Linked DNA regions of Homo sapiens: region 1 is linked to region 2. A link is a contact called in ENCODE Hi-C or POLR2A ChIA-PET data. All regions are on one chromosome and are shown on one strand. Each heading gives the region's core, a stretch centred on a gene start or an enhancer-like site at or near the end of the contact. The rest is flanking DNA. Distances are from core to core; before and after follow the strand shown.

Region 1 (5,032 bases), core at 1,132-3,631, 270 kb before region 2:
AGGGGAGTGCAGGTCCTACTTAAGGAGATACAAATGAAATTTTTTTAATGAGAAAAATTAAACTCTTCTGCAGGCTGACTTTGGTCTAAGGCTTTCATTTGCAAACCTTGCTTAAATGATTCAATAATATTGCTTGAAACCGAGATTTTTATTGCTAGGTATTTTAAGCTTTGTTTATAAAACCCAGTATGCTAGTTGCTTTTCCAATTATCTTATTTTAGTATTTCCAACTTAACTTTCATACATTTAAAATTATATTTTCAAACCTCAATGTGATCCCTATTGTTCCCACTGATTTTTTTTCATGCTGAAATACTAGATGTGCCCATTGAGTAGAAGTGCAGTAAGCTCAAGATTGTATATGTTCAAGTATTTGAAATTTACTTGAAACCATACAGTACATTTCTTAACATGGAGTGAACTCTTTCACTAAACTTACTTTTCTACTCTTAATTTACCAAATAGCTCCTAGGTATGAGGCACAGGATATGTAGGTCTTAAGTGTTTTTTTTATTCTACAAAATACAATGTGATAAGTTCTATAAAGGAGGGGTAGTTAATTTGATTAAATAAAAGGTGCTTTATCTAGGGGAATTGAGAAAGACTGAATTGAATAAATGAGACACAAGTTTACTCTAAAAGAAGGAAGAGTTTGCCAGCCTGGCAAGAGGGATAAAAATATTCCAGGCATCTACAGAAAACACTCCAAAGCAATATATTTTAAATTATAACACAGAGGTAGCTCTTGATCTTCACTGCCATGGGAATAATAAACCTTCCACTACACAAATTAGTATGTACTTTTAAGCATTTTTAAAAAATGAAATCAGAAATTATTTCAGAACAGCCCTGTCTTATAAGAGAACTGCCCACAGTTCTCTCTGCTTTCTTCCTTTTGGCTCAGCTGTCAAGAGCTCTCTGGAAACATAATCCTTGTTTTTCATGGAAATCTGTATTATAGTTCCCAAGATTTGGATAATCTAGTTTCAGAAGGTAGGGACCTCTTTTGGAATGATAATGTAGTGTTCTACCCCCAGTACCTACAACAGTACTAATTTTACCGAGGACCCTGCCCTCATGATGTCACTTAAACCTGATAACTTACCAAAGGCCCCATCTCCAAATACCATTGTCCTGGGGTTAGGGCTTCAATATGTGAGTTTTGAAGGGACATAATTCAATTCATAGCAGTTGGCATAGGACAGTGCTAGGCATATTACAAGTTCTTAATATATGCTTAGTGAATAAATAAATACATAAACAGAAAATGTCCAGAGATCTCTGTGTCCATTTGAAGTTGCTACGTCAACAACTGGACCCAGGAATAAAGGGTGTGCTCTAGCATCAGTGTAAGTATGGTCCCTTCGAGCCAAGAGGCAGAGAGCTCAGGAGCTGCTGAGAAGTCACAGTCACAAGGGAAGGAGACAGGAAAGGGAAGTCACATCAGGAAGGCTGAAGCCATAGCAAAGCCAGAGAGCTGGATCCCACTTCAGGGCCTACCATAGTGAAGCACTGGCTCTTCCTTCCTCTTTTCTTGGAAGCAGGGCCAGCTACATGATTGCAGGACTCAAGGCAAAATGAAAATGCAGGACTCTTGCTCAAAAAAAGAAAAAACAAAAACAAAAACAGAAAATATGCCATTAAAGATACTAAATATGAAGCCTTTTCCTTTTTTCCATGATCTCTCTTGACTTGCCATGTTGTTATTTATTTGCTATTTAATGTAGTTCTAAAGTAAAGAAAAATTAAAAGTTTTAATTATGAGCATGAATTGTACCATTGTTCAGTGCAAGTTTTAGAGGCAAATATAAGAACATGTAACTCTTCTGCCGAATCACCAAAATTACACAATTCATAAATTCACGTTCTGTACCTTGTATGCGCATATGTATTTCATTCTCACCAGAACAGTGTGAACGCCACACAACACTAACTCAACTCTTTTTTATTTCTTTATATTTGCACATTTTACCGATGCTTTCTACATTTGGCTTGTTGATGTGCTTTCTAAAAACAGAAAGAAAAAAGATCTGTAGGTTTCCCTATTTTTCCCTTTCCTTCAATGTCATCGTTTTCCATGTAATTGGTTGGTTATTACAAGGAAGTGACAGGAGTGAGAAAGGATACTTTAAGATCCCTTGGTTGTTTGTGTTTCTTAGAATGCTGTTGCCTTCTTTCTTGTTTGAACAGGAAGCATGACCACTTAGTCATAAACATGACACATTTCCCTTGTACTCGCCATGAGCCTCACTGAACTCCCACACATTGTGGGTCCACTGGAATTCTGTGTTCATGGGGCAACCAAATGCTCTAGGCAAATGGGGTGATATGGAACTTGCCTGCATGCTCCATTGTCCCCTTGGACTTTGCTTCCAAGACAGCTCAAGGTTGACAACAGGGCAGGGTGAGAAGGGCATGCAAAAGATGGTGGTGTGGGGTGGGCAGGGAAAGAAGGCCCAAGACTAAGCCAGTTGTTTGAAATTCTCTATATTCTTTCTTCATTTTGTCCATTTTTTTCTGTTTTTTTCATTTTTCAATGGAGATGGAAAGCACCCAGTTCTGCTTTCCCCCAGAATCACCCTGTTTGTAAGCAGCCTGGAATGGTCACTAGAAGCTGCTACCTTTTGCCTGTTTTCTAGCTAAGATCAGTAAGGAGAGGTGGTCTCAAGGCTGATAGAGATGGCCACTGAGGGAGCTGGCTGCTACCTGTGGTCTTATACACAAGACTTTTGCCCTCCATAGAACCACACATCTTCACTTAATGTTTTAAACTTTTTTTTTCAGGTCACATGAATTTAGGCATTAAATAAATTATTAGACTAGCAAACATCAGAACCTTTTTTTTTCTAAGAACGACAATAGAAAAGGCTCTTGTAGTTAACACTCTTAAATACAGAGGTATTTTAAATTAAAGATTTTTTTTAAAAAAGAACAGCCTTGTCTTATAAATAATAATGATTGATAATTATTCCTCAACGAAACTAAAGAAATGGTGTGTCTTCTATGCATAAAAAAACTAGTCTACTTGCACAAATATCATTAGACAAGAAATAATTTTATTATTTAAACATTATATTAAGAAAATCTTTTTAAAAAATTTTCACTATACGTTACATCACATAAAAATGTAAGGTAGCATGTGTGAACTGTTTAAAGAGCTTGTTAAAGATTCTTATAATAAGAAAGGCTGGGAAAAGTAGAGTCATATCTTATCAAAACAATCTAAGAATCTTAAGAATGCTGCTTTTCTAGTAATACATAAATATACACGAACATGAGCAAGAATCCAAGTAAAGAAACAGTTCTTATTCATAGGATTGACAGTTTTATTATTACACCAGCCTGAAATAACATATAATGGTGTGTGAGTGTGCACTGGAGTTTCTAAAAGCAGCTTTTCAGATAGGCTTAATGTGAGAAGGGTTCAACTTTCTTCTTTGAATTCTGGAGGATGGGGTCTCCTGGGGATAAAGGGGAAAAGGGGAGATAAACTTTTAATGCAATCTCTATTCTTGCCACGATTTATTTTATTTATTTGTTCAGCAATATTTATTGTGCAGTCACCACATGCCAGGCTCTGTAGATACAATGGGGACCTTGACAAATACACTCTTTGCCTTTCGGAAGCTCAGAGCACAGTCAAGAAACAGAGTATTAGCAGAGAACATTACTGGGAAACAAGGGATTTTGCAACTCTTGGTAGGGGAACCTAACACGACCACAGTGGGGAGCAGAAAAGAGCTTTAAAACTAAGAGCCCAGGGGTGTGTAAGGCATAGCCAGGTCAAGAATGGAGGAATGAAGAATGCTGAATCAGAGGGAATCCTGAGAAATTCCTTCTGGAACCTGGCTTCCTTAACTCTTATTAACCACGTGCTAAGACTCCTTTTATATGGTTGTGGGATGATTGGCTGCAATAGCACAAATTTATGGAACTAAAAAAACAAGTGTTTGGTGTAATACTGTAAGTGTTGGTTTGAATTTTGGATGCGTATGATTAATGAATGAGGCTGAATGAGACATGTAAGCCAGCTGGGCACACCTTGGTGGGGACCAATAGGAATGACAGCTACGCCTGATGGGGGCAGGAAGGGAAGCGCAGAGTTTCTTCTTTCGGCCACGCCTTCTGACTCCAGTGAATGCCTCCTTAAGGGGTGAGGAAGCTGTCAAGAAAATAAGCATATTGGCTGGCTCGGTGGCTCAAGCCTGTAATCCCAGCACTTTGGGAGGCCGAGGTGGGCGGATCACGAGGTCAGGAGATCGAGACCACCCTGGCTAACACAGCGAAACCCCGTCTCTACTAAAAATACAAAAAAATAGCCGGGCGTGGTGGCGGGCGCCTGTAGTCCCAGCTACTCAGGAGGCTGAGGCAGGAGAATGGCGTCAACCCGGGAGGCGGAGCTTGCAGTGAACTGAGATCAGACCACTGCACTCCAGCCTGGGCGACAGAGCGAGACTCTGTCTCATTAAAAAAAAAAAAAGAAAGAAAGAAAAAGAAAGTATTCATATTTATTTGGGTTAAGCCTAAACGTGTGTTTCTTGGTATTTCTTGGCGTTACAGCTAAAATAACCTAAAACACATCTGTATTGAGGTCTGTGACCCAAGTGCCAATCTGTAGCTGTCACAATAGTGTGTTCCAGGTAGGGGTAATAGCATGTGGAAAGGCCCAGAGGCGAAGGGGAGCCAACATCTTCAAGTGACAGGAAATACTTAAATAAGGGTGGGGCCCAGTGTAAGGGAGGAAGGTGAAGGGTGAGTCAGAGAGGAAAGCCAGCAAGATTTTGAGTATGGTGAGATTTTTCAACGCCGGACACGGAAAACCAGTTCATAGTTTAGACAGGGAAATGACTTGATCAGAGTTGCATTTTCAAAAGAATACTTTGGCTGCATTATGGAGGATGGACTTGAGTGAGGACAGCCTGGGAGGAAGAAGAGTTATCAAGGACAGAGATGAGAGTGGCCTAGAGTTGGAGACTGGCAGTAGGCATGGGGAGACTGTGGGATGATGAACTTAGGTGATTTACTGCGTGTG
Region 2 (4,997 bases), core at 1,833-4,332:
GGAATAATACCACTTAAAATTAAATAGAGCTAATATCTCAAAAAGCTGAAAGAATGCCAAGGTTTGTCACAATAGTTATCTCTGGGAAGATGATATACATGTGGACAACTGAGGAGGATGAATTCATTGTGATTGTATTCTATTAGGCATATTAAAAAGCAAGTCAGACAAGACCATTCCTTTCCCTGAAACAATTCAAATTGAAAGAGTCATGCAGAAACCAGTCTTTACATGGGGGAATATCATGTGGGTTCATCCCATAAGATAAGAAACCATTTTCAGTGTGAATTTTAGCTTTTGACTACTGTCAGAAAGTATAGAAAATTCTCATAAAAATAGAAAGTCAGGATTTGCTTAAGAAAAGTAAATTTTATTCCAAGGGTTAGTCAGGGGCTATTATAACCCAGAGATATCATTAATTAAGCTCTGCAAGCTGTGGCCTGCTATAGCTCTCTTCCTTCTAAAAACAGAGACTGCAAAAAGCTTTAGGTGTATACACCAGACTTGGAGAAACTTACATGTGGTACACTGGGAGTCATGTACAAGAATCTTCATAGCAACACAATATCCATATGACTAGAGAATGAATACATCATGATATTTGTGATAGATTATATAGCATAAAAATAAATGTGCTATAGTTACACATAATGACATGAAAGCATCTTACAATCTGTGAATGAAGAAAGTTCACCTTGACTTTACTAAAGTACTGATGATACAGAATTAATAACAAGCACTGCCTATGTTTTCTTCCTTTGTTCACTCCATCTGAGCATTAAATTATTAGTTTCATGGCCTGTACGTTATGCACACTGTAAATCTGAGCCCCAGAGATAGTCCTCCATGTTTAAGAGTGTCTTGTAATGGATACCTAGTTGAAGGAGAGAGCTGAGGTCCTTGGATCCATGCTGATGACTGATGGGCTAATCATCCAAGCCAGTCCTGGAGCATCTTCCTGTAGGGTCTAATATAGAAAATTGAGTCTGGGCATAGTGGCTCATGCCTGTAATCCCAGCACCTTCAGAGGCCAAGACAGGCAGATCGCTTGAGCTCAGGAGTTTGAGACCAGCTGGGTGGGGCAACCTGGCAATGCCCCATCTCTACTAAAAATACAAAAATTATCTGAGCATAGTGGTGCATGCTGGTGCATGCCTGTGGTCCCAGCTATTTGGAAGCTGAGGTGGGGGGATCACTTGAGCTGGGGAGGCAGAGGTTGCAGTAAACTGAGATCATGCCACTACACACACACACACACACACACACACACACGTAATTGAAAGATCCAGGCCACCTTGGCTGAAGATAAAATGTCTTAGTCAGTTTGGGGTGCTTTAACAAAATATTTAACACTGGATAACATATAAACAATAGAAATTTATTGCTCACAGTTCTGGAGGCTGGAAAGTCCAAATTCAAGGCACCACCAGATTTAGTGGCTGGTGAGGGCCAGTTCCTTATAGATACTGCTTTCTATGTGACCTCAACTGGTAGAAGGGGCAAATAAGCTCCCTCAGACCTCTTTTATAAGGGCACTAATCCCATTCATGAGAGAACTCTGCCCTCATGATCAAATCACCTTGCAAAGTTCCTGCCTGTTAATATATGAATTTGTGGGGGACACAAACATTCAGACCACAGTATCAAATGAGGAAGTTTATCATCAGCAGGGAAATGTTTCTATTCACAGTTCATGGAGATCAAGATCCACGGCCTCCAGGATGACTCAACTGACACTAAAGAAATAAAGACTAGAAGAATGAGAAGCACTCATTTAGAAAAGCAGAGAAGATAACTTAGAATGGGATCTGAAACACCAAATACCATATTTTTGCCAAGGATGTAGGCAATATTGATGGACTAGAGAAAATTGCAGGCCTGGGGAATCTGGTGGTCCCCAAGAAGAACCTTGACCAGTCAGTGCTTTTTCCTTAGAGGAGAGAAGATTTAGGGGCCTGTGAATTTATTCTCAAGCCAGAAATTCTGAAAATTATTTTCTGTCTCCTTGAATTAAGGTAACAGAACATGTTTCAATTTCAACGTTGATTATTGACTCTCTACCTAAGAGCTTTGTGCTCTGAATGGGTAAATGGTGCAAAACCATGGTTAATGATTATCAATGACCAAGCCAAAAATCACTATGTGAGCTAGAATTCTTGTCAAAACTGCTAAATGCCCTTGTTTTTTCTGATTCTCAAAAGGCATTTTTTCAGAATAAATGTCTCCTGCATGTAATATCTTCAACATAAATAGCAGACAATTCTATGATGTTCTCTGATGGTAACTTGCCAAGTAACTGCAATGCTTTTAAAACCAGGTAGGGAACCAAGGGGCCTAAGTTCCTATACAAAATCTCCACAGGGTGCACACCCAGGACAAAACACTGCTCATCTCTTTCTCCTCTTTCTTCACATTTATAGGCTAAGGAGTCTCCCTCAATTTCTATTTTATAGAGGCTCCAACTGAATCTTGAAAGCGCTGGCCTTGATGTCTACCTCTCCACCCATCTCAGCTTTCTAATCTTCCCAGAAGCACATACAAAATGGCCTTCTACCAAAGGGTCTGTCCAGTAGCTAAGAGCTGGGCACTTTCAAGACAGCTCAGAGGGCAAATCTCCTATTAGTAATTACTTGGTATTGCCCATGCCTGTGTAAAACAGCCAAAGGGCAGGAAATACCACCGGGGCAAAGAGGGGAAAGATAGAGGCCTGTAAAGAAATATGTCTGAAGGCAAGTCAGCTATGTGTGGCACTTATTGCAAGGTAAAACTCCACTCACCATTATGAGAAAGTTACTAACTCCAACTCGAGGCAACTGTCAAGGGCACCTTTCAATTTACTAACCCAAAGCTCATGTGGCCTCTCCTTGAATTTTGCTCTATTTTGGATGAAGTGAAATATACCAGTGGATTCTTTCAAGAGAAGCTACAGTCATTGTTGATTTCTACACTCTCAGTAAAGAAACCTTGTGTTTTTTGCTTCCTTTTAAAGTATGCATGTGATGTCAGTTTTGCCCAAGGCTGCTGTCTCTGTCTCCTTGGCAAGGACTAAGAACCCTGCCCCATGAGTCAAGCTCTCTGACTCCTGAGGCGTGAATATGAGGCAGACTGCAAGAGCCACCTAATGAAGAAGGAAGGTGTTCTCTTCAGAAGCACCCAGGTCTTAAAAAGCACAGGCAAAGAGCCAAAGAGTTTCCTGAAATTAGGACTTGGAGTGCTGGTGCTCCTACCACCAGGGAAGCCAGGTGAAACAACATCACCTCTTTCCTGATCAATTTTACAGAAACTCTGGGATAGGTGACAAATACTTTACTAAGCCCAAAAGGGGTCACTAGAAGACATAGTCCGATTTGGAAGAATGCTAAGCTTAATCATTAAGGAACTCCTCACCCCTCTAAACCCTGGAGTAAAAACCAAGTGTCTCTCCTCATAGCATTGGATAACCATGGAAACAATCCAGGGGGTGACAAATACGGGAAGATACATTTTTTTCCTTTCTAACACATCTGAGTTAATATAGGAACACTGGTGTCTCTTTTGAATCTGCAACTTAACTGACTTCACTACGATTTATATTCATGTTATGGATATATGCAACTTCTCCAGGGTAGAGAGAAAAAGATGGCAATATTTAATTTTAATGTTCTAAATAAATGGCTGGAACTGCCACCTCCCTATTGTGAGATTGTCCTCAGCTCCAGTCTAGAGCCTTTCCTTGCATGCTCATACATGCACACACCCACACAAACCTCTCAAAGTGCAGTGGGCAACCTCACTTTCGAGCTGAGGCCCACGAAAAGCAGGAGGTTACAGCCACCACCCCCGGGGGTTGGTAGCTTTGGAAGCAGACAAAGGCCTCTGCAGGAGATGACAGCTGGGAAAAGCCGAGGCATCTGATTGTGCTGTTCTTGCTTACTGGGCTCTTCTTTGCCACTGGAGAAAGTTTAGAGTCCTGACCTAGCTCCAGGAGTTCTTCGAGGTGAAGAGTATTCCAGCCTACACTAAGCCTGGTCTCCCAGTGCCGCCTGCTTCACCTAGGTGAGATCTGAGCACCCTGATGACCTGCTTCAGTACGAAGGTGCACATGGCCCCCAGCCTCTCTCTACCTCCATGGAGGTTTTATTTCAGAACCCTTGCTATTCCCTCTCACTAGGACCTTTCCACCCTGGCGGAGTGCAGCAACTTTGGATTTTGAAAACACAAGGTTCAGGGACCTGTGCTTCTTTGTTTTTAAAAGGCCCCTATAGTCCACATACAAATTTATTCACCTCGCTTCCAAATAATATATTATTTTGTAAAAAAATAAATAAATAAAATAAAATTTAATTTAAAACCAGAATTTTCACCTTACAAGCACCTATTAAAGTGATTCTTACAATATGAATATTTTTGATTTATACTAACACATTTCCATCTGTATCCCTAGAGCACTGGCAAATGCAGGAAGGTGCCAATAACATCCAACCTGTGATGGGAGATACAGGCATAGAGTGTGGAGCTAACAGTACCTGACCCAGAAACAATTACCCTCAGGGCCAACACCAACCTGTCCACTTCCTTAAAGTGAGCATAGCACAGGAATACTAATCACAGCAATGGGACTGCAATTTAATTACCATCCAAATGAACACGCTTGGCATTTTGTTCTTTTCTTTTCCTTCTGAGGCTTTCAGAAAACAAGGTATTAAGTATTTAAACCTTAAACTTGCTTATCTTTCATTTTATTTTTATTTATCTCTTGGCTACATTCTCTCATGCTGTGTCTCCTTTGCTCTCTGATAATATCTAAAGGTAGTCCATCCTTTCTCTTTCATCTGGGGATCTAGAGATACATTGACAAATAGAAGATCTGCCAATCAACAATTTGGGAGGATGATTTTCCTGTTTAGACAAAGAATAATGAAAGAGAAAGAAGAAATAAAACCAACCAACTGACAAACAACAATAAAACTGAAGCCCAATTCATGTCTGAGGCTCTGACATGACCACATGCCAACAGG

Evidence for each region. Hi-C counts contacts between places; a loop is a spot of excess contacts on that map. ChIA-PET counts read pairs that join two places held with the same protein, here RNA polymerase II (POLR2A). Pooled maps may share reads with other maps.
Region 1: a loop to region 2 is called in a map of PC-9, with 15 times the contacts of the local background. The contact joins two enhancer-like sites. A Hi-C loop is called at or near these places in 1 of 168 maps with a recorded cell type or tissue (PC-9) and 1 of 50 pooled maps. POLR2A ChIA-PET finds 5 or more read pairs at or near these places in 1 of 52 experiments (activated T-cell).

The regions. Positions count from the first base shown.
Region 1 is chr7:41,187,245-41,192,276 of GRCh38, reverse strand. No RefSeq gene overlaps it. Among named protein-coding and RNA genes, the nearest start is that of LINC01449, 88 kb to the right of the region's middle. Within about 2 kb of position 2,381, at least 6 of the 41 ENCODE cell types and tissues checked have a DNase peak (open chromatin) inside an H3K27ac peak, as active enhancers do; they include PC-9, where a contact is called at or near this core.
Region 2 is chr7:40,920,541-40,925,537 of GRCh38, reverse strand. It overlaps a transcript of SUGCT not described here. Among named protein-coding and RNA genes, the nearest start is that of LINC01450, 57 kb to the left of the region's middle. Within about 2 kb of position 3,082, at least 2 of the 41 ENCODE cell types and tissues checked have a DNase peak (open chromatin) inside an H3K27ac peak, as active enhancers do; they include PC-9, where a contact is called at or near this core.